Linked DNA regions of Mus musculus: regions 1 and 2 are each linked to region 3. Evidence: chromatin loops called from intact Hi-C (ENCODE). Cell type or tissue: left cerebral cortex. All regions are shown on one strand.

Region 1 (8,000 bases), 500 kb before region 3:
AAGCAGAGAGAGGGCCGTGCAATACAGGGACTATGAAGGGAGAAGGGGAACAGATAATGTGACAGAGAGTGTTGAGTTGAGTGGGAAGGCAGGGTAGAGGAAGGGTAACAGAGAGGGATAACTAATATTAAAAGATTTACAGAAGCCACATAGAAGCTTATTATTGTAGACGCTTCCAAAATATATACATATATTAAAAAAGAATTTAAATAGAGTTAACTTTTACAAGAAGTTAAACCTTTCCCAGATGTCATTGGCTATCAATCAAAAAGCCCAGTTCCAGATGTAGATTACTTCCCTTCTATTTGTTGGTCCATGAGCTTGCATAGATCTTCTTTAAACAATCCAAGGTATTGATTACCTTTCAGAACTTGATGATGTGACCCCCATTGCTGAAGATATCACATAGTATTAAAGTACAGCTTACTTATCTTTAAGTACTATTACATTAATACTTAAGTATTATACTAATATTTAAGGATTATACTAGTACAATTCTCAGTCTTCATTGAAGAAGCTCCTTATTTGCAGGATGGAAATGAATACAAACTTCTAAATGGTCAACATGCAAGGAATAAGAGAATGTAGGATGCTAGCACATGCACATATATATCAGATTTCCTCCATTCAAAGTCAAGAATAATCATGGAAGAGGGGGCAGAAAGCTTATAAGGTGGTGAATAACTACAAGGAAACAGAGTTTTCCAGGTACCTCATGGAAGCTGCATAGAGGAACTAAAATCAACTGTGACATCATGCAGAAGACTTGCATAAGATCAAGCCATCCAGAGTCCCAGCATGGATATGGGGAGTATTATCTGAGGAAATTTTCTTAGAGAGATATGGCACATGAAAAAATATCGATTTACTCCAGAAAGAGAACCCATAGCAGATCAAACTTCACTTAGTGAACCAATATGTTTTTATTGGAGTTACTAACAGGTGCGTGAATGAAGGATTTACTTACAGGAGCAGGGGTGGTAACCCAAAGCAGAAAGCCCATCACCATCACCATCACCATCACCATCACCATCACCATCACCATCACCATCACCATCACCAGAAAGCCCATCCCAACAGGGGTAATTCTTCATGAAAGCTGAAACCCTGAAGCTTTCTGCACTGTTTGTAGATAACTCAACAAGTCCTCAAGATCTGTCTGAAACTCAGCTAGCCAATCTCCTTCCCCAGTTCTTTCCACCTAGAAAACTGAGGAGAAGCCTTACAGACTTTCTGGTTTTATGGTTTTATGTTTTCCTAGACGTAACATTTCATTTTCCTCCTGAATCTCATAAACATCCTTCTGCTTCCTTAAGGGGTTCATTAATTTGGAGGAAACTGCTATACAACAGGGAGAGACTCATGAAGTCTAACCCTTAGTGAGGAGGGTGTTAGTATTTGATGGCTGCTGGGGGGATGGAGTCAGTATCTTTAAGGATGCAAGCCCTGATAAGGTTGCCTATACTCCAATAGATGGCCCTACATCTGTGCACATATAGGCAGTACTAAGAGAACTCTGAATTTAAAGAGTATATGAAGTTGGAGGGAGGAAGTGAGGGATGGAAGAAGAGTTGTAGGAGAAGGTAGATTTGATCCAAACATATTGTATTCATGTATGAAACAAATAATACATTTAAAGGCAAAATGAAAACACAAGAAAAATATGGAAAGCATATATAATACATACATATGTATGAATATCAGTGAAATATATAAAATAGGTACAGCTACAACTAAGATATTGCTGTCACAAAGTCAAGGGTTTTAATATGAAGTCCATTATTTAAATCATACTCAATTTTCTTATTAGCTATAGGAAATAGCTAATAAGAAAATTAGCTATATTCCCTTTATCATTTGGGAAGAAGGTGGGCTGAGTGTTTCATTATCATTATTTCTGGTAACAATATTAAGAAACAATTGTAACATTTGTCCTAAGTTTTGCCAAAGAAAGAATAGAATACATTTTAGCTATGATTGTATAGTAAGGATAATAGTAAAAATGCTACCAAATTAATCTACAGGCTCAGTTTGGACATGCTTGAGATTGACTTACAATAGAATATATGATACATAACAGATAAAATGCACCCCATATATTCATATTCCTCTTGGAAGAATAACAAGTTTGTTGTTTCATTATGTGATGTTTGAATGAAGATGAGGACATGGATACTCCTAGGTATGGTTAAGGAGAAAGATTTCATTGTAGATAGAATGGAGAATACAGCCAAAGGCATCTGGAAGAGTTCAGAGTAGGGAGAAAAGTACACTAAACATGATCAGCAGACTGAGCTGGATCATAAGAGGAGAGAGAGGGAGAGCAAGAGGGTAAGGGAAGAGAGAAAGACAAAAGAAGAGCAAGAAAGCATGTGGCCCTAATAGCAGGGTTATAGAGGAAAGAGAAGGAAGCTGGGGGAAGGGAAATGCAGTCCTATGTTGGAGAGGCTTAGGTTTAGGGGAGGAGGAGGGTTGTTGAGAACTGCACATAGGAGCTGCAAGTACTGAGTGAGCCTAGAGGCCAAGCAGATACTCTGGCCTGCTAGTTGGGCACCACAATTAGCCATTTGTTCTGAGATTCTTTGGGACGTGACATTATTATTGTACATGAAGTCCCATTGAATGATGGAGTAATTTTCAGGATAAGTCATCAATTCATCTATTTTAGGTCGAAGTCAAATTTTGTAATGATGAAGGTAATCTTAACAAGGGGACATTTGGGGTTTTTGGCTTCTGGAATGCATAAACTAATTATGGGATAGGATTTTCACAGTGCTTAAAAATAAGAATTAGAACATTGTGCATTTAAAATACAGAACCTGCCCAAACTGTGTACTTTAAGGAATGGCCCCAAAACAAGAAGCTGCCATGGATGGAAGGAGTTACAGAGACAAAGTTCAGAGCTGAGATGAAAGGAAGTACCATCCAGAGACTGCCCCACTACGGGATCCATCCCATATACAACCACCAAATGCAGACACCATTGCATATGCCAGAAAGATTTTGCTGAAAGGACCCTGATATAGCTGTCTCTTGTGAGGCTATTCCAGTGCCTGGCAAATACAGAAGTGGATGCTTACAGTCATCTATTGGCTGGAACACAGGGCCCCTAAAGAAGGACCTAGAGAAAGTACCCAAGGAGCTGAAGGGGTCTGCAACCCTATAGGAGGAACAACAATATGAACTAACCAGTACCCCCAGAGCGTGACTCTAGCTGCATATGTAGCAGAAGATGGCTTAGTGGGCCATCATTGGGAAGAGAGGCCCCTTGGTATTGTAAACTTTATATGCCCCAGTACAGGGGAACGCCAGGGCCAAGAAGTGGGAGTGGGAGGGTAGGGGAGCAAGGTGTGGGGAGGGCATAGGGGACTTTCAGGATAGCATTTGAAATGTAAAGGAAGAAAATATCTAATAAAAAATTGAAAAAAGAAGGAAGGAAGGAAGGAAGGAAGGAAGGAAGGAAGGAAGGAAGGAAGGGAAAAGAAAAGAAAAGAAAAGAAAAGAAAAGAAAAGAAAAGAAAAGAAAAGAAAAGAAAAAAAAAGAAAAAAAAGAAGCTGCCATGGAACTATGTTGTACTTTCTTTCTTTTGATTGAATGTATTAAATATTGAAAATATAATCTGAAACATAGGGTCTAGTACTGGATCTCTGTTATATATGCTCACTATAAATGAATTAAAAATTCTCAGCAACTTAAATGTATTAAAGCAAACTGAATCAGATACTTTGTTAGAAGAGAAACCCTGAATTGGAGTGTCCAATTTCTTCTGTTCCTTTGTCTTTTCTTTCTTCAAAAATTGAGATAGGGTCTCTCTATAGCTTAAACTGATCTTGAACTTGTGATTCTCCTACCTCATCTTCCTGAAAGCTGAGATTATAGATGTCTAAAACCATGCACAGCTCAATTAAAGCCTCTTAAACCTTTCAAACCACCAGAATTTTAAGAGCTTTCTATAATCAGAGAAGGCCATTTCTCTTGTTACAATTTATACTTTTAAACAAAGCGAGGAGCTTGTTATTTCTTCCTTTAAAGTTAGGAAAGTCTCTCTCTCTCTCTCTCTCTCTCTCTCTCCCTTCCCCCTCTATCCTTTTCCCTCTCTCTCCCTTTACCTTTCTCTCTCCCCTTCCCTCCCTCTTTCCCTCCCTCCTTCCCTCCTTCCCTCCCTCTCTCCCTCCCTCCCTCCCCTTCTCGAGCCCTCCCTCCCCCCTCTCTTACCTTTTCTACTTGCTTCCTACCCACTCTATTTCCCCAACAATTTAAATATTTCCATGATCCCCAGAAAGCACAAAGAGTGGACACCCAGCCCTACTTCCCTCACATGACTCATCCTAAAAGCTGTTTGCCAAATGAATCTTTGCTTTTTGTTTCAGACTTCGTGCAGGGGCATCCAGAGCCCTGCACAACAATGCCTGTTCTAGCTCTACACCCACTCCGTCCCGCCTAGCATCCTACTCTCTATTCAAAACCAAGCCAGAAGGAAAACAAGGGATTTGTCCCCAACAGTTTGCAAACCAGTCATGCTTTTGCAACATATGTAGGGCTAGCATTCAGCAATCTGGAACTCATGAAGCCAGTTCCTTAGTCTTTCAGCAAATATGCTTGCAACCTTTAAGGACGTTTGGGATTTGCAGCTTCTGGAATACATAGACTAATGATGGGATAGGTCTTTCACAGTGCTTATAAATGAAGAATTAGACAATGTTCATGTTTCTAGGCAGTAGATTGTAGCCCCATTTAGAGATATTTTATAGACATCCCCCATCCAAGCTTTCCCAAGGAAGCTCAATTTGGCTTTGTTTTGAGCAGAATTGTGTAATGCCTGCTTAACAATGGAAGTTGAAATACAGTGAGGGTTTGAGACAAAGCATTATATCTAGATTTGCCTATTGTCCAGTGGGACACTTGCTAGAAAAAAGTACTCTGATAAGTAAACTCCATAGCTGTAAGGTGGCTAAGAGCCAGCAGTTGGTATTCCCTGCCTGATATGATAACCATGGAGGAAAAGGGAGCTAGCAGACATCTGAGATGTAGCAAAGAGGAATCCAGGACGAACAACCTTCTGAAATTCAGGCAGGACTGCAGTTACCATTGGCTCAAACTCTAGGCATATAGCAAGACCCTTGGTCTGCTCAATTTTTTATTTGCTTTGGACAGTTGGAAGGCTGTCATGCACAGTTGAAATATTTTGCATTTGGACCTCAAGAGGACCTGCACTTCTGTTTCGGACCCCTTGGACTATTGTTGCCACTAAAACTAGCTCAACTTAGCCTCCTGAAAGAAGGCAAGTTTATGTCTCACTAGCCCCACACATCTAGAGCCAGAAAACCTACTGGAGAATAAACACATAGCTGACTGAAAGTTGACTGTAGCCAAGGACATCTAGAAATTCTCTTGTCAACTCTAATTATGAGATAAAGTTCAATGTATTGTTTTAAGCTATTGAGGTACCATGAAAATTTACTTACCTCATGCCTGACACAGTAAAAGCCCAGTGATGACCAATGCTAATATAAAAAATATTGACATATTACATGAGACCTGGAGTCAAATGAGACTGATAGGTGTATGTTGTCCGGTTTTAACATGTTAGACAGTGCTGGTTATACAGTGTTTTGGGTCTTTTTATATCTCTAGAAAGATTTATTTATTTTTAATTTTTACATTTGAATGTTTTGTCTGTGTGTACATATGTGCATGCCTTGTGTGCCTGGTGTCCATGGATGCTAGAAGAGGGTGAAATATCACCTTGAACTGGGGTATTGAATGGCGATGAGCCATCATGTGGATTCTGTGAACTGAACACAGGCCCATGGGACAAGCAGGAAGTATTCTCTTCCTCCAAACCATCTCTCCAAGCCCCTGTGCAGGTTAAAAAAAGTTATCTAGCACCATTTGAAATGTAGAGATTTTTCATAGGACCAACAAACCAGGTTTCCTTGCCTGGGCAATAGTTAAAAGATTTGAGGAATTTCTGGTCAATTAAAATGGGGAAGGTGCTCCCAAATGCCCCAGGTTCTGCTCCTCCCTATAGTTTATAAGACGGAATTATTCACTCAACAAATATTGTCAATTACTCATATGTACCAGGTATTATTCTATCATCTGAGGATACAGAGACAAACAAGAAAACAAAGCTCCTACTTTCCTATGGAGTTCGCAAGTGTGTGACAGCTGTGAACTGATGGGGGTTGCATAGAGGCTGGGAAACAAGCCATATCTCTACATATTTTCATTTTGTTATAGGAAGCCAAAAATAAAAATCATTTTGTTCATTATTTATAAAAGTAGGACAGTTAGAGAGGAAAATGGAAGGACAATTCATTTGGAGAATGATAGATAACTGGCTTGTTGAGAAGGGTGTGGTGACCTCATCAAAATGTAGAGCAGGGCTACTTAACTGAGGCTCAAGACTAGGTAATTCATTCATGTGGAGAAGGGGCTATCCTGTGCATTGTATGATGTTTAGTTGCATTTATGGTCTCTATTAATTGGATGCCAGTAGCACTTTTCCATTGTGATAGCCAAAAAAAAAAAAAAAAAAGCATAGCTATTGCTGAGTGACCCAAAAGATGTGACTGGACATAGTAGAGACTCAGTGACAGCATTGAAGTATAAGATAATGTAAAAATAAATAAATAAAACTGCAGAAGAAGAGGTTTTTATTTGTCATTTGTAACAATTGGGATAAAGCTAGTTGCTGTGACAAATGAACTTCAAGCTATAATACAGAAAATTATCTTTTATTTGCCTGAAGTAATTGTTATCTTAGAGGCAATCTGACTCTGTCTGCTATCCTAGGTCTAGTCCTGGAAGCATCTAGCCTCCATATGATTTAATCTAAGCCTAGAATGTTTTCAGCCTCTGAGACTTACTTCTGAATAAGCTTACCCTTTCTAGTTCTTTCTGAATTCTTGCTGAATGGTTCAACTCAACTGTTCTGGCCCAAACGCCTCTCCAAGCTAACTGATTCAAACTGACTTTTCTCAGTTTCTGAAGTTTTGCTTTGCTTGGTCTCAAACTAACTCTGGCAATGTGTTCTAATGTTCTGGTTCCCTTTCATTCTGTCTTCACCTGCAACTTGTGTTTGTAAAACTACTCGTTAAAACTGCCTTCACTGTGTGTGTGTGTGTCTGTGTCTCTGTGTCTCTGTGTCTGTCTCTCTCTGCCTCTGTCCCTGTCTCTCTCTGTGTCTCTGTCTGTCTGTCTGTCTGTACTGCTCTTAAATAGACTCTTTCCTGTGCTGTTCTTATGAGAGTTAGGTGTATCCTATCTTTGATCATTCTGTTAAAACTCTGATTCATCACTTTGTCCACCCCTCAATTACACATCACCGAACAACATGGCTGCTTCTCTCTACAAACTAGCTTTTCCTACATTGTTAGGGATTAAAGGTATGTGTACTTAGAGCATGTTTGTATTCTTGCCAGAGCAGCCATGTTGCTCAATTAAAATTCATCTGCATCTTCCTTCTTTCTGTTCAAGCTAAAAATTGTACATTGTTTAACTTTTAGGATATAAACAATACCACGAATTTAACAGTCCTAATGTCCTTATGAAGATATGTTGATCATTCATAACTGCAATCCTGATCATCTGTCCTTCAGCAAATATCCATTTCATCATCAAGCTTTGCCAGTCTGCCAGTCTGGTGAATGGTCTGTTATTTTCAGAAAGTTTGTTGAGCTATCCCCATGAGGGAAGGGGGGAAATCAGCATTCAGTGTCATCTGTGTTGCTGTCTTTCTTTGTCACTTCCTTCCTTGAGTTATACTTTTTATGTGGAAGCCTCTCTTAGTTGGATTGGTTCTTTATCAATTTTGATGAAAGACATAATCTTTCATCACCTGTGGAAATATAGACAAAACTTTCTCCCCAACTGACTTTCATTCTGATGTTCAAACATCTTTAAAGTATACAAGTTGAACAAGAAAATCAAGAAGAGAGAAGACCAACGTGTGGATACTTCATTCCTCCTTAGAAAAGGGAACAAAATACCCATG
Region 2 (8,000 bases), 310 kb after region 3:
TCCTCATAGTCTCAATCATTTCATTCAGAGATTTTCTATATTATTTCTTACAAATGAATATAAATCTAGAACCCTCATCAGGATTTTAGAAAGAAGCGGCACTGGCAATACTGAACTGTGATTTGCCAACCTCTGACCTATAGCACTGCAGAGCACTTAAGCACTTATAGAAATTGAGTGCTTCTGTGAGTCTAAGTGATGAGTAGGTAAATCTATAGCATTGGCAGAAGTCCTCATCATTTACATGAGGATTGTCTCTTATGATATACAAAGTCTATTAAACTACTTAGGATCTGTCCTATCTGCCACCCGAAAAGCCTGCTTAGGATATGATTAAGTGTTGCACATCCCAAATTCTGGCTTCTGCACTGTCTAGCTGTGCCACATGGAGACAAAGCATGTATGTGCTCTGCCCTCCCCCCGTTTTCTCACTTATACAATGACATCATCCTTACATGCACTTTTTTATTTGAGTCTCATGTATGCTTAGAACAGAGCCTGATCATTGAAAAAAATATAACAACAATTTGTGATTAACTGTTTTACTGATTTGTAGTTTATCTGAATTTCAGTGAGAGAGCCTGGCAAAGCTTCTTACTACACATTTAAATGCTGGCTATAAAACTGGGCTGAGTGGATGGATATGCACATAGTATGTGAGGGATTCTCCAAGTGTAATCTCCAACCCACTACCAGTAGCAACAATGACCACCGTGGACAATTGTCACAAAATATACATTCCTGGACCCATTCTAGACCTGTTGAATCAGGAGCACTGAGGTTTAGCCCAGAAGTCTAAGATTCAGCAATCCTTCCAGATAATTTTAACATAAAATCTTGAGACACTGTTTGGGGAAGAAAGGAAGGCATATTTGTGCCGAGAGGACATATGTGGGGAGGGAGTAAGGAGAAAGGAGAAGATGTGAGCTTAGTACAATATTACATATGTATGAAAATGTCACAGCAAAACCCACGATTTTATATGCTAACTTAAAAATAGTTTTAATTGAAAACCATCATTCTCATCTAAGACTTTTCTTCATACTCCAAGGCCCCTGCCAAGAATGCTGTCCTTGGTGCTGCCATGGTCCCCTTTCTCCTCAAGATCTCAGTTAAAAATAGGAAAAGGCTTGCTTCTTGAATTGGCAGGCCATCCATGCAAAGTCAGCCAGGAAAAATAACTACACTATTGGATTCTAGAATCTAAACCTGCAATGATCTCGGCAGGTTGGAAAGTGTCTGCCAAAATTCACAGAGCTGTTTTGATTTTTAATGGAGACAGCTTTGTATTTCACCTAGCTCAAGTTTCTTGGCATTTTACCTCCTACATGCTCAGTAAGGCTGTCAGTAGTGAGGCTGGGCTACAGACTCTATGGCCCTAGTTCATACCATAATAATAAGGCTGCAGAATTGCAGCAGATTATGCAAAGTTGGCCTGTAGTGCAAGAGATGAGCTCCTGGTGACTACCTCTTGATATTTCAGAATTTGATCACCTAGTGAGAAAGAGAGCAAACTGAGTGGGGACTGAGCTATGAAAGTTCAGCAGGGGCAGGATTCGTTAAGGGAGTTCTAGAAACACTGTGATGTGGGTGCATTTGAAGCCCCATTGGTCTAGAGTGTTATCAGCAATTTAGGCTCATGTGTCCCTCTTCCTGCCCACCAGGGGCTCTGAAGCCAGCTGGGATGGTGAAGTGACGTGCTCTTGGCAGTGGAAGCATGTCTATAATTGGCTCATTATTGAATTGGATTTGGCACAAAATGACTCCCAGGTTCTCTGCCTCCTGACAGGTAATAAGGAGCAAGCTTTGTATATGATACTGCAGGGAATCTAAGATACCTTTCTTGTCTGCTGGTGATGATGGAAATCTTTCCAGAAGAGCTCACTTATAGAATGGTGATTTAGGACATTCTGAAGTAAAGCTTTCCCCAAACCGATTGTTTTCTACCTAGTACTTCTGATATTAAGACATTCAGCCTAATTCCCATGATTCTCTCTCTCTCTCTCTCTCTCTCTCTCTGTGTGTGTGTGTGTGTGTGTGTGTGTGTGTGTGTGTGTGTGTGTGTGTGATTCAGCCTAATTCCCATGATTCTGGATGTTCTCTCTCTCTCTCTCTCTCTCTCTCTCTGTGTGTGTGTGTGTGTGTGTTGCTTTGGTGTTTGCATGTGAATACTGTGCTGAAGTACGATTTTCCATTGTTTTACCTATGTGTATGTTTGTGAGTAAATACATCACACTTCACCATGCAGCAGTTAGAAGGCAACTTTAGGGGATTGGTTCTCTCCTACCATATAAGTCCTGGGGACTGATCTCAAATTATCAGGCTTGGTGGTGAGTGTCTTTATCCACTGAGCCATCTTGCTGGCACAATTATAATTATTTATTTACTAAGCATCGGGGTATGTAGCTCAGTGATGGAGCACTGGCATTCATAAAAGACCTGGGTTTGGTCACCAGCACAAGACACGGGATGCAAGAAAACACTAAATATGGGCAGAAATTAATTTCTTTTTAAATACATCTGTCGTGATACATTATTGGTAGAAAAAAAAGATTATTACCCCTATTGCATATGAACTTAAATAGATGTACTTCATAACCAGGCTTAAAATTATCTTTCTCTGACAGGAAATGACAACACATCCCACAATCTTCCACCCTGTGAAGTTGGAAGTCACATAGGCATGAATTGCAAATCCAACTCCTGTCTAACTGATCTTCCAGCACTGATGAAGCAGAATGAACATGGAAATACTTTTGAATTCTCAAAATCAAGTCTGGAGGCTTGATAATGTTATTCCTACTGCTACATCCTAGTTAAAAGATGTGATTTAGAGTTGTTTTTTTTTTAAATAAATCCCTAACAAACCTCTTTTTCTTTACTGCCTGCTTATGATGCCCCTTTAAGCAGCCACTTCACAAAGTCTGTAGGTTCCCATATTATTTAATTAGCACCTGCATTTGTTCGTGACAGCCTGCCTGTTTCCCTCTTACTGCAAAAGAGACATTGCTCAATTCCCAAAGTAAGTAATGAAGGGAGTGGGGAAGGGATGAGGCAGGGAGGAAGGGAGAATGGGAGACAGGGAGGAAGGGAGGCAGGGAGGGAAAAGTGGAGGGAAGGAGGGAGAGAAAGAGAGAACCCTCCTGTAGGGCACTAGTTGGGTGTGAGTGGTGCCTTAAGATTAGGGCACGCTGTAATGTTGTTCAGAGAGACATAGTTCTCAATTTATTCCCTGGACCAGGCTTCTACATAGTCCTTGCATGAAATAGGCGAGATACCTTTGTCTACCAAGCCCCCCCCCCCCAAAAAAAAGGTTCAAAAAGTGGTATAGGAAACATCTTGACTTTTCTTTAACCTCAGAGAAATAGTAGCTCGATCTCTAAATGTTTCTTAACACTGACCATATTCGGGGGTGGGGGGATCCAAAAATTACAAACCATTTACTAGTTGAAAATGGGCAAAAGAGGAGAAAAGTCCCTTGAAGTTTTCAATACAAAACGAAAGTGCTCTGGTGAAACTCTGGTAATGCCCTCTGGAGCTTTGAAAAACTGCCACCGAGCAGGCTTTGAAAACTTGAGCTGCAGCGCCTCCTCCAGGAGAAAGAGGGTACTTGCAGACTGGAAATCTTCTTACCAAGGGCAGAGGCTCTGGCAAAGCAAAGTAGGAGGAGCCAAAGAAAAAGCAGGTCCTCTGAGATCCTCGGGAGCCTCTGGGTGAGCTCAGATTAGTCACAGATAATTAGTGCCTTTTCACGTTCAGCACACTTTCTTCCAGATCTCTACAGAAATAGGCTGAGCTACTCTTTAGAGGGCACTTTATTTAAAAGCGAAACAGTTTCCAGCTTTGGAAGCAAGGGGAAGGGTGTAGGGACAGCAAAAGGAATGAACGCTTTCGCAGTGTTTGATTGTCTTAAGTGTCCCATCTAAAACACCTCACTGCCCTTAGGGTTCCACCGCTTACATTTGCATTCTGCTCAGAGTTATGGAATCTCAGGAGAGCATTAAGTGGAAACTGAGTCCAAGTGTGTACCAGAACATGTATCATCTAGTGGTTTCTCTCAGATGGCAAATTCTGTGTCAGGAAGCCTGTCCACACCATCTCGTGCAATCACAACTGACTGCTCTAATCACCCCCATACACTCCTTGCTGAGTCACACTCGGAACCTTGTTTCTTCATTTTCCGTGTGAGCAAATGTCCCTTCTCATATCCACACCCAACTACTCTGAGTTCTCGACATTTACTTCTTGTGTAGTCATGTATGGCACAATAGGTGCACACATACTTTAAAATTGTCCTGATTAAGCGTGGTTCCTAGTGCTAATATGCATCTTGAAGGAAAAAGCTAATCCAGTCAGGGTATATTCTACTTAGCCCATGTAGAAAATGATTAAGAAATGAAAATGGATTCTGAATAAATGGGATGTATGAACACTTGGCATTTAGTAAAAATGCTTGGCACATTTTTAGGAATTGTCTTTGGAACTAAAGGCCAGGCACCTTTTGTACTATTTGAGAGTCAGGCTAGAGCTAGGTCATAGGGGCTGGCCAAGAATTTCGTAGTCCCTGCTGTATCATGTCAGGGCGGGTTTTCCATGGTGTAAGGAAGTTATCACTGACCCTCCAACAGAAGGCTGCCAGTGACTTTCTGGCAACAGGGCATGCTTGCTTTCTGCTGTTTTTCAGCACTCAAGAGGAATTGTTGTGAGCTGCCTTGGTGCCACCTGCCTAGATGAAAGAGACTCTAATTTGTCAACTGCTTAATAGAAAATTCACTCAGTGGGAAGCCAATTGACCATCCCTGCCTGGGATTAAACCAGCTACCACCTCACCATCTGCATAAAGATATAAACCAGAGCATGTGGATTAATGAGTTCACAGGCAGGGGACACTGGCAAGGGAGCACAAAGGAAATCTGCAAGTCTTGATTTGTTCCTAGTGATGCCTTCTTCTCAAACCCCACAGCATGTGTGGGGAGTTGAAACGAGCAGCGTTGTCACGATGCAGCCAAGTCTGATTAGACAGCCCAGAATTCACTTTCCTGGTTTTCTGCGTGGGCTGCACACAGCGTGAGAGGGGGAATGAGAGAAAAGGCTTCATGGCTGGAAGACAGCTACACTTGAGAACAACACAGCCCTGCCTGACAAGCCTTCGCTCATCCTGGGAGCAAAGGTGGACTCTGCAGAGGCCTGGCTTTTCTCAGCAGCAGCTAGGTTGACCCTGACCAGGGCCCTCACCATGTCCTGTGGTCATAATCTTGTTCTACTCTGTCTCCTCTCCTTCCCTGCACTTCTTTTTCTTTCATTTACATTTTATAGTCATTAACCATTTCCTTTTCTTAAGACCTTTAAGGGACAGCAATTTCTTGTGTTCTCATACAATATTTCACATATTAAACTATGAGTCAGGCTACGTGCCCTGATCCCCTGTACCTGATCATCTCTGAACCCGGAGGGGGTGTCCTTCACAGTTACTAGCTGCTGACTGACTGAATGAATGGGTAAACATTCAAACAAAGAAACAAAGAAGCCAGCACATGAGAATAGTGGCTCAATACCCTCCTTGGTGGGATGGAAGTTTCTGCATTCTTGTAGCCTTTGCTTGTTTCACTCAGAGCTGGCACAGAAAAATATTTGAAAGGACTATGGTTGACTAAAAGGACATTTTTAAAAGGATGATGCAGCAGGTGGCCATGGTTCACAGGACTGGGTAAATAGTATTGCAGATGCTGGAGTGACTTACAAGCAGGGTGACTCTAGTGCAACCGAATAACCATTCTTAGCATTTACTGGGCTATAAATGAATAAGCCATCCCTTGTGGTTGACACAAGTGGTAAGGGAAATATGAATGTGGAACACAGAATGCTCCATCAGTCATTCCCAAGCATATAACAGATGGGACTGCTCAGGGTGGTGAAGAAATTATAATGGTGCTCTTGGTTACTTATATTTGCTACTAGTACGTACCATTGAGTTTAAAAGTTTGCAGAACTGCTGAGATAATTGTATAACCCAGGTAGATATATTAGATATATTCTAAATATCTAATTTGCTAATGGATAAAAATTTTATCTGACTGCCTTATTTCCACAAAGTTAATTATGGTAAAAAAAAAAAAAACTATACCTGTTAGGTAGTTAATTCCTATGCCTTTTTTCTTTAGCATTTTAATTTCTATAAAGTGCAGTGAAGAGACTGCTTGGATGTGACATTAATCTCTCAAGCAGAAAATTGGGTTTATTCTTTGCTAGCACTACTAACATTTAGGACTGGATAATTCTTTGTGTAGGGTGCTCTTCTGGAAATTATGGGATGTTTATCAATATCCTTGTCTTCTTGCTCACCCTGTACACCAATTTGTCTAGACATTGCCAAATGTCTCTAGAGCACACACACACACACACCCTATATCCTAGGTCATAAAACACTGAGAAAAGCTTTCCACAATATTGAAAGCAAAGCATGTGCCAGTCGTGACCGTCCTTTGGTCCAGGAAAAGTTACATACCAATGTATACAAATTTGCAGAATTGGGTCCTGAGCCAACTGTTTCTATGCAGGTTGTAAATATGTCCTAGCACAAAAGTTTTATGAGACAACAAAAGAACTGAATGAAACTCTGAAACCTCGATGTAGTTAAGAAACATTGAAGAAACTGTCCTCCCAACCAAGTGAAGAAGGCAAAAGGAGGTTACCAATACAAAGAAAGGCAGCTTCACTAAAAGTTAGAAAACCACCTCCAACCATTTCCTCTAGAGAAAGAGAATAGAACCTATGTAATTGGGTCAAAACAGGGAACACATCAGAACTGAGGGGGGGAAAGTGCCCAGCAAATCACAGAGAAGACATTGGGAGAAGCTTTTTGGTTTTGTTTTCCTTTTTACATATAGTTCTTTATAAACCAATAAATCGGTCCTCTGTCTTCTGTACAGGGAATAGCTTCTGAAATCGTGATAAGTCAGACTCTGAAAAATAAATCATCTTAGTCCTGCAGGCTGCAAAGCAACATAAAAACAATCACTCTTACAATAAACTGTATGGCAGAAAAAGCAAGATGCAAAACTGTAGAAATGCTATGAATGATAGTATGTCAGCAGAAGAGGCTGAAAGAACCGGCTCTCATTGTGTGAGGCACTGCCTAGCCTGGGCATTGTGCTTACATACACTTCTTCTAGAAGCACCCCCCACCCCCAGCCTTCAAAGGTACCACAATCAGGGTATGCTATTTTCTGCTTATTATGAATAAACAAAATAGAGACGCTGAACCCAAAGTTGCAAAGGTAGAAGGAACTGAGACCATAGCTTAATGACCCCAAATCTTCCTATTGTTAACAACTTCCTGTAGGATACCTCATATTTATACGCGGGGAATAAGAGGAAATAAGTCAAAGTATGATACTAAGAAAGAAAATTATTTGGGGCAATTACTTTTAATTTCTGAGTTTCTGTTTCAGTAGTTTCTTAGGGGGGGTGTTTTATTTAGTTGGTTTTTTTGTTCTAGGTTTTAAGGCAAGATTACACTCTTTAGCCCAAGCTAACCTGGAGATCACAATAATCGCCTATCCCCCAGCCTCCCAAGTGTTGATATTATAGGAATGAGCCCTCTTGCTTTGCTTTAGGGTGTATATAAATTGAATTTAAACTTAATATTCTTTGTCATTTCACAAGAATGTTTCCATTCACAAATTAATATTAATCATATTACCCAAATACAGAGCCATCATTTATTTGGTTATTGTTTTGAGATCTTCTCTTCCAACCATAAATATCTACATGAAAGTACTCTCTATGAGTTCTGATTTCATTGCATCTCATAGGTTTCAGTAAGCTGGAGATTTTTCTCATTATTCTGAAAATACTTTCTAATTTTTCTTGTGACATTTTTGTTGACTCATTAGTTATTTTGGAATGTGTTATTGGAGTTCCACAAGTTTGTGAATTTCTAAACTGTCCTCTGTTACTGAGTCATAATTTTGAATAAATTTGATTTATTATATATGACT
Region 3 (8,000 bases):
TATCTCAAAAAGTATAGATACAATTAACTTAATTAATGTAATATTTCTACTCTGCTTGAATTTAAAAAAGAATCTGAGGCTCTTTCCAAAGGTTCATAGTTTGGCTTTTAAATCTAGCCTGTGGAAGAATTGTGATGTCATACTAATTGGTTCATTATATTTTTGTATATATTTACGACAACATTCTTTACTCCTAATCTTTAAAAATTGTATTGTATACTAAGAAAAGGCAATATTAAGTTGACGAGGCTTTTATAGAGTAACATTATACTATACTTACAAAAAATGGGGCAAGATGTTAAATTCTGAATAAGAGGCAGACTACATGAATGGTAGCTTATTTAAACAGTTGGGGAAAGAAAAATACCACAAAGATTCAGCTGAGTCATCTGTAGTTAAAGAATAAAAGAATAAGAGCAGTGATGACTTAATCCTTTCTTTTCTCTCCCCTGCCCAAGTCAAGGATGCAGAAAGTGAAGAGCCTGTTATGTTTTGAAGAGATTGAAACAATTTCTGCTGATTAGATTGTCAAAGTCAAATGCTATATTTTATTGGTGATCCTAAGTGAGGAGAATTTAAGAAAAATGCTTAAGGCCATGGTACACTCTGTTAAACAATAGGAATCTATACTCACAGTTTGGTTCATTCTTAGATTTATATTTAGTTTTAGTCATTTTACATGATTGGACAAAACAAAACAAAACAAAAAAAGCCTAACTGTAACACAAATTGGAGGGGACTATGTACTCCCTCAATCTAATATAGGGTCTTCCTCAAAATTCTCTTTTATTTCTCTATAATATTACTTTCTCATTTTCTTTTACAGTGGTCTTGTCACATAATTTTAATTAATTTATCTTTCCTTATCTATATTCTCTCTCCATCTTCCCTACACACCCTATCTATCTATCTATCTATCTATCTATCTATCTATCTGTCTGTCTGTCTGTCTGTCTGTCTATCTATCTATCTATCTATCTATCTATCTATCTATCATCTGTCTATATGACTACACCCTGGCCTGAGACATTTGTCTTGATATCCAGCTCATCAGACAAGTGATACTTTAATTTTCACTTGCTTGCATTATGATTTACAGTATAGTTGCTTGTCATAGAAGGCCAGGCCCGCATCTTGCTGTTGCAGCCATATTTGGTCATGTCCTATATTCTCACCATTTCTGGTTAGATAGGGATCAGAGAAATTCATGGTGTGTCTCAGACTTCTTTTTGGTTAACAATTTGATGATGTCCATCCAGGAGATCTTCAACGGACCTCCCATTCACAACAACTGTCCATTTAATGACACTGATACAAACCTTTTGGCTTGTTTTCCAAGTTGAAATTCTGAAATGAACTTGCTGTTACAATCATACATACTAATTTATTTAACATGTGTAATTTATGTAACTATGTGTAATAGATCTAGGGAATAGGATGTAATGGCTAAAGTCTCAGCTGTAAGATGTAGCTAACAGTCGAGCTAGTTTGAGGCTAGAATAAAACAAAGTGATTAGCACTTTGCTTAATAAAATGTGTGTTATTACTAGTAATATTTTAATACCATTACTTGTTTTATAATCTAAATTTCTAAATTTGTAATCTAAATTTCTTTTTAAAAAAGATTTGTTTCATTTATTTTACCTGCATGTATGACTGTGTGAGAGTATCAGAACCCCTGGAACTGGAGTTACAGATAGTCGTGAGCTGCTATATGGAAGCTGGGAATTGAACTCAGGTCCTCTCAAAGAGCAGTCAGTGCTCTTAACCGCTGAGCCACCTCTCCAGTCCCCAGTAAATTTCTTTTTAAAATTTTATTTGTATATTTTGGAGTTTGGGTTATTAGTAAACAAGTCTGAACACAAGCTTCTTAAATGGTATTTGTTTGTAGCACTAGCATAAAAACATCAGTGTGTTATCTACTCCTGTTTTGCCTTCTCCTGTGTTGGGGGAGAACTTGCCAAGCCATGCCAACTGAAGAAAGTGGTGTTCTGTATCTTATAAACTTGAGTTAGACAAAATGGGTACCGAAGGAACTGACATGATTTATTGACATTATTGAAATGATTATAGAAATAAAAGAAGTTGCTTGTTTACTCAATGTGACTGTTTAAGAATTATACCGAGGGGGGAAAAAAAACAAACCAGCTATAATGGTGGTAGAGCTTGCTACTAGACGCTCTAGAATTGTCATTGAAAGTGAAGCCTCATTTAGGCAAAATGTGTATTTCTAAACGTTGCATAGAAGCATGCATAGGTTTTTTGAAGCAAACAATATGTGAAACATTATGTTTGCAATTTGTCACTAACTTTAAGTCCTGTTATTACTCTTCCGTTCTTATATAAGAACGACTGAACACAAAATGACATCATGTAAAATAGATGTCGGGGACCTTGTGTTGAAGGAGGTGGCCGACAACTGAAGCAGAGCCTGGGAAGAGGCACGTGTGGGTTCTGGAGGCTGGAGCCTCTTGCAGTTGACATCTCTGACTTCCCGGGTTCCTTTTATCACCCAGGGTAGATCCGACAGCACGAGCCATCTAGTCTCCTATGGGCGTCTCTGGCTAGATCCTGACTCCCATCTGCGGAAGCCCACATCCCGTGTTCTCCGCAGGGTCCGGAGGAGTCACCTCGGGAGCCAACTCAGCAGCCGCGAGGGCGACAGAGAGAACAGTCAGGACTCCCATTGTCACCCCAGCAGTTCTGCGGCGTCCCCTCCCCCCTGGTGGCGAGGAGAGCTTGGGACAGGGGTGCTATAGTACCCTCCTCCGCCACCCCGGGTTGTCCGTTCAACTGGTGGGGCGACCCGTCTCGCTGACTCTCCTGGAAGGCCACTGGGAGCCACTCTCCTGCCGCCGCCGCACCTGACTGCCTAACTGACCCCGGGGCTGGGCGAGCCTCCAGCTGCAGCGGCTGGCTCCGGGGCTCCAGGCGCTGCCGCACACGCCCTCCCGGCGCGGCTCCGGCCGAGTGCGACCCCCGGGGCGGGAAGGCGGGAGCGCGAGCAGCCCACACCTGGCCCGCGAGTCTGCTAGAAGTCGGGCGGCGGCCACGCGCGCTGGCCCACGCACGCGCACAGGGCTCGCGCGCACCGGCTGCCGGCCCTGGGGGCGGGACCGCGCGGCGGCGAGCGGGGCGGGGGGCTCGTGGAGCGCGCGCCCCGCACCCGAGGGCTGCGGAGAGATATTTTGGGTGGCAGGAGGCCCCTCGTCATTTCCGCCGGGCGGCTCGTCGTGCCGGGGGCTCCACTCCCGCGCGCCAGGCGAGCGAGCGGGCAAGTTGGCTGCGACCGTGCGCCGGCGCCTCTTCCTTTCCCCGCCGCGACCTCGGCGGCTCGAGCCATGCACTGAAGCCCCTCGGGACGCTCACCCCGGGCTGAGCCGCGGACGCCGCAGCTGCGGCTGCCGCCTGGGCTGGGACCTAGCCGACCCCGGCGTCTTACCCCGGCCAGCTGGCCGGCCGTCGCCGCTCCCACCGCAGCCACCTCCGACGCTCCAGCCTTGGGACCGAAACACAAAAGCCACCCTCTCCGCGCCGCCCACCGCGGGAGGCTGCGGCCGGCCACCGACCCCACCTGAGGGCGCAGCGGGCTGCGGACTTGGCTTTCTGTCCGAGCTCCGCGTCCCACGCGGCACCGACCCCGCCGCCCATGGCTCTGATAATGGAACCGGTGAGCAAATGGTCTCCGAGTCAAGTAGTGGACTGGATGAAAGGTAATGCCCTCTGTGGGGAGAGCGAGGCGACACTGGGGCGCAGGGTCCCGGTACGAGGGAGGGGTGCCCGCTAGGGCATAACACGTCCTGGGAGCTTCCAACCAACTGCTGAGGGTCCTCCCTGGGGATGGACAGGGGTCCTCTGGCTCTGGCAGGGGCCCGGGGACCCTAGACTTCTTTTGTCTTCAGCTGGAGGGGCGCGGGGAGCAAGAGGGCGGCGGGCGCCACCTGGTTGAAGCTGGAAGCAGGGCGGTGGAATCCCCGCGCAGCTTCCCCGCTTCCCGCTTCCCTCGACGCCTTCGGGTTGAGAGGACGCGGCGACCCTGTTTCCAGGCTAAGGGAGGAGCCCGTGGGACCTATTCTCGTGGCTGCCCCTTCACCAGCCCCTTTGTTCCTGGAAACCCGAGGCCCCTTCTAGGTCTCGCCCTGCCAAGTGCCTTCCCCAGCGCCAACTCTCCTGGCAACTTTTAAGCCCGCATAATGGGGTCAGGATGCAGTCGCTCCAGTTGGAAGGTGGGAACCCCCTCCTCCATGCTGGGCTGAGGATGATCGGGAAGGGAGCGAGCTACTTTAGGGTAACATGCTTCCCTTAGGGCAGCATCCAAGCTAATATATGTGGGATCCCTCCTGTGCACCCCAGCATGTCCTTTGCTTTCCTAGGTTGAGGTCTGCGGTGGCTTTAAACCTCTCGCGGCTTCTTGTTAAGGGTCCAACATTGGGTTTAAAGTGATGCGCATTCAAGTATTCTCCTTTCTTCCATATTGAAGGCTCCCCCACACACACACCCGACAATTTCTAATGACCAGTTTCAAACCTTAGCCCTCCTCCTAGACGCAAATGTGGGCTTTTTCTCTAGTCTCCTGGCTTTCCTGTCTCACTATCTCCCTCTGTTGTCTGAGTTGAGGGGCTTGTTGGGGACCTCTCCAGTCATCCCCAGACTGAACTCTGCAAAGGGGATGCTTACATTGAAATAAAAGATTCTTGGACATGCTTGGAAAATATGAGAGTTTTGCTTGAGGTCGTACCCGAGCAGGCAAACTTAAGATATTCTTCAAGCCTTATCTGTGAAAATGCCCCTTTCAAAGAGGAAGGAGCCCCTTTCCTAAGGCTTGCTTAGCAGTCAGACTTTCTAAGCTCTATATACTCAAAGATGGAAGGGATTGAAGGTAGTAGGGAGAAATAAATTCTCCCCGAATCTTTCCCCCACCATTTCGGACATTTGCCTATTCTTCTAGGGTTTCTCTTTATGTGTTTTGCTTCCTTTTCTCCCTGATTTGCCCTGTTACTTCTCACTTACTTTGATTTTCTCATCTCATATGTAAGAAAAATGCTTTGTAACTGCGAAGCACACTGTAAGTGCAAGTGAATTGAATTAAACCTAATTCATTATTTATCCACTGCCCCTTGTGTGCAGTGCATTGGTTGCCATGGGGGTTATAAAGATGACTAAGACAAAGTCTAACAGTGCCTCATCTTTTCTGCTGCTTGTTCTCTTTCCATATTTGCTATTAAAATTCCAGCTTCCTGGATTCACACACACGCGCACACACACACACACACACACACACACACACACACACACGCCTCAGGAAAATTCTGTCTTTTCAGTTTCTTAGTCATGGATGACAGAGTAGTCACAGGAAGTAAGAATGTTGAATTAAAACGCTTTCTTTGAATTTCTCTGAAAGGTGAGTTTAGTTTGGGTCTGTTGCTGCAACAACATTCAGACTTATGGTGTCTTGGCTTCATGGGATTGCCTTCTAGAAATTCCCATGATGCCTGTAATGAGCACTGCATACTCCATCTTCTTTACCTCGTACCCAGTTACATGCTTGCGGCTTCCTTTCTCTCCACTGTTTTAGGTTCCCTGAAGCAAGCACAGCATATGATGTCCTTTAAAAATCTCTCCAGTGCAAAATGTAGTTTCTTTGAACTTTGGAAAAGATTATTTCCTGTAATTTTAACTTTACATGATATTTAAGTTGAATAACTTGTTTTTTGTACCTGTTGGTGACACATTTTATAGTTACCTAAGAAGATCAGTTAGGTAACCAAGATAGAATTTACATGCCTTTGTAGAACAAAAGACTGAATAAGACTAGGAGAGTATCTGCTTTAATTATCAAGTTCAGGTCCCAGTTAGCTGCTTAGTCCTAAACTGCTTATTGTTAAATTTTCTGTGATAGTCATATACATTTCAGATCCTATCAGAAAATGAGATTTCTAAAAATAGTTGGAGGAGATGAGAATTTCCTCAACTTGCTCTTTATAGTGTTACCTTAGTTAATTTTCTCTACTATTTTTCCCAGTAAACTTTAAAAAATGACATTTAAAAGATAGTTTTTCACTTTCCTCAGTAACAGAAATGTTGGAAAGACGACTACCAATTTAGCCTATAGCTTTGAGTTGATTAGACCTTGCTTAATGATTTTTAAATATATAGTGTTATAAAGTCAGTATTAAGGCATGAACAACATTTTATTGTTTGTTTGTTTGAAAAGGGATATCATATAGTACAGATTGGCCTTGAACTTCCTGTATAGCCAGTCATGACCTAGGATTTTGGATCCTGCTTTGTCCACTACCCCAGAATTGGGATTACAGGTATAAGCCACCACTCCTGGTTTTATACAGTGGTTGGGATCGAACTCAGGGCTTCTAGCATATTATCATGTTTCCTATAAGCATCAAGTGAGCCACATCCCCAGACCCTAAAACATGAGTAAGGCTCCTGAATAGTTGTAGCATTCTAGTTCTTCAGAGTGTGTTATTTGTATGACACCTTCATCATCCTTAATATTTATAGGTTTCAGCTACAGTGAAAGTATAGCTACCTATACTGTTTTAGTAAGGCACATACTTTATTATTTCTAGACTTTTTTTATTTACCAGGTAGAAAAATGCAATTAGATCATATGATTATGATTTCATGAAATTTCTAGAAATTATATAGAGACTAAGTCCTCAAAGGATGAAATGAAGGATAAAAATAAATTTATTGGGCTTTCATAGTGTGTATTCAAGACTCGTTTAATGAAGGACCATTAATGTGGCAATTAATGATCTATTTATTGAAATATATTTGAAGGAGATACTGATATAAAATGTGTATATGATTAGCAAAGATATAAGCTGCTCATACACTCTTTGTAAATGCAACACTGTTCAGTTTTTTTGTTTGTTTTGGTTTGGTTTTTGGTTTATTTTTGCTAGCAATGTTTATTTGATATGGCACATTGTCATTGTTAGTTGCAGTAAATGTACAATACATGATCCATTTATGAGTCACTAAAATAAGGATTTCTATTCCAGATTATTTTGATAGTAGTTTTGAATATTTGGTGATAGCTCATAAACTTTTACACTAATTAAAGATTAAATATATAAATTACTTTTGGAGAAAATATACACAGCCTGTATTTTTTTTTTAGTACTTTAAACCAGCATTCAAGTGGAAAGCATGTTCAATCATCTTATAGTTTTGATAATCTTAAAACATCTTTCAAAACCAGCAAAGGCAAGTAAGTTATTGAGAAAAGTCATAGATGATAATGTAAACCAATAACTAATTTGTCACTAAGCCTATTATTCTAGAATATTATTTCTCAGTTCCTGTTTATTTGAAAATCCTGGAAATATGTCATAATCTGTGAGTCTCTAAAATATAATAAAAACCTCTGAACACTTCAGTGTTCCTCTTATTATTTTTATTATTAAATTTTCTTGTTCATCTTATACCAAATAATTCCACTCTTCCTTTCATAAGTTTTTGAGCTTAGAGACTAATGCAAACTATCCACATGATCAAGATAATTATTTTCCAGGACTATTTATTTCCCTCTGTGGCATTCTTCAATTGAGTTTTAATCTCTTTCTGGGTTAAATAAAATGACTATCATCTGCAGAGTGAAGCAGACCTACTTCTGCTGGTGTTTTTTTATGATCTCTGGGACTTAATGCTAATCAATCTTACAGAATTATGATCCCTTTAAAAAACTCTAAATTTTAAAATAGTTTTTAACCTATTCCACAATCAGCTGCTCTACTCTTTCTTGCTCATAATAATCCATTTTGTTCAAGAAGCAGTCTCTGACTTCTGATTTCTATACTAATGACTCAGCCATCTTGAGGATAGAAAATGAAATTCCTTCTTTTAGGTATTAAAAAAAAAAACCCGTAATGTTTTAAATACAGTCCCATAATGAGAGAAAGGTAGTGATTACATGTCTATTCAGTGTAAATGTGAGGCGATGTAGAAGAGACTATGTCTGAGAAGACAAATTTGGA

The links. Peaks named below come from ENCODE experiments on the same cell type or tissue, not always from the same donor. Only the 100,000 strongest peaks of a DNase experiment are listed, where the experiment ranks them.
Region 1: it touches region 3 in a loop (2.2-fold over the local background); 2 of 42 quality-filtered maps call a loop at or near these places.
Region 2: it touches region 3 in a loop (6-fold over the local background); 5 of 42 quality-filtered maps call a loop at or near these places.

The regions. Positions count from the first base shown.
Region 1 is chrX:158,540,672-158,548,671 of GRCm38, reverse strand. No RefSeq gene overlaps it. Among named protein-coding and RNA genes, the nearest start is that of Cnksr2, 500 kb to the right of the region's middle. In left cerebral cortex, no CTCF peak of the experiment used is centred here; a DNase peak (open chromatin) is centred at 4,437; H3K27ac peaks cover 514 bases.
Region 2 is chrX:157,727,743-157,735,742 of GRCm38, reverse strand. All of the region lies in intron 4 of Smpx (small muscle protein, X-linked), which reads right to left. Among named protein-coding and RNA genes, the nearest start is that of Gm15169, 28 kb to the left of the region's middle. In left cerebral cortex, a CTCF peak has its summit at 3,591; DNase peaks (open chromatin) are centred at 3,603, 4,112, 5,028, 5,556 and 2 more places; H3K4me3 peaks cover 188 bases; H3K27ac peaks cover 2,607 bases.
Region 3 is chrX:158,038,490-158,046,489 of GRCm38, reverse strand. Cnksr2 (connector enhancer of kinase suppressor of Ras 2) reads left to right here and starts at 3,293. Exons shown (of 22, transcript NM_177751.3): 1 at 3,293-3,713. The coding sequence starts at 3,650. In left cerebral cortex, CTCF peaks have their summits at 2,751 (motif pointing left), 3,945 and 4,599; DNase peaks (open chromatin) are centred at 3,088, 3,685, 3,954, 4,402 and 1 more place; H3K4me3 peaks cover 5,552 bases; H3K27ac peaks cover 4,427 bases.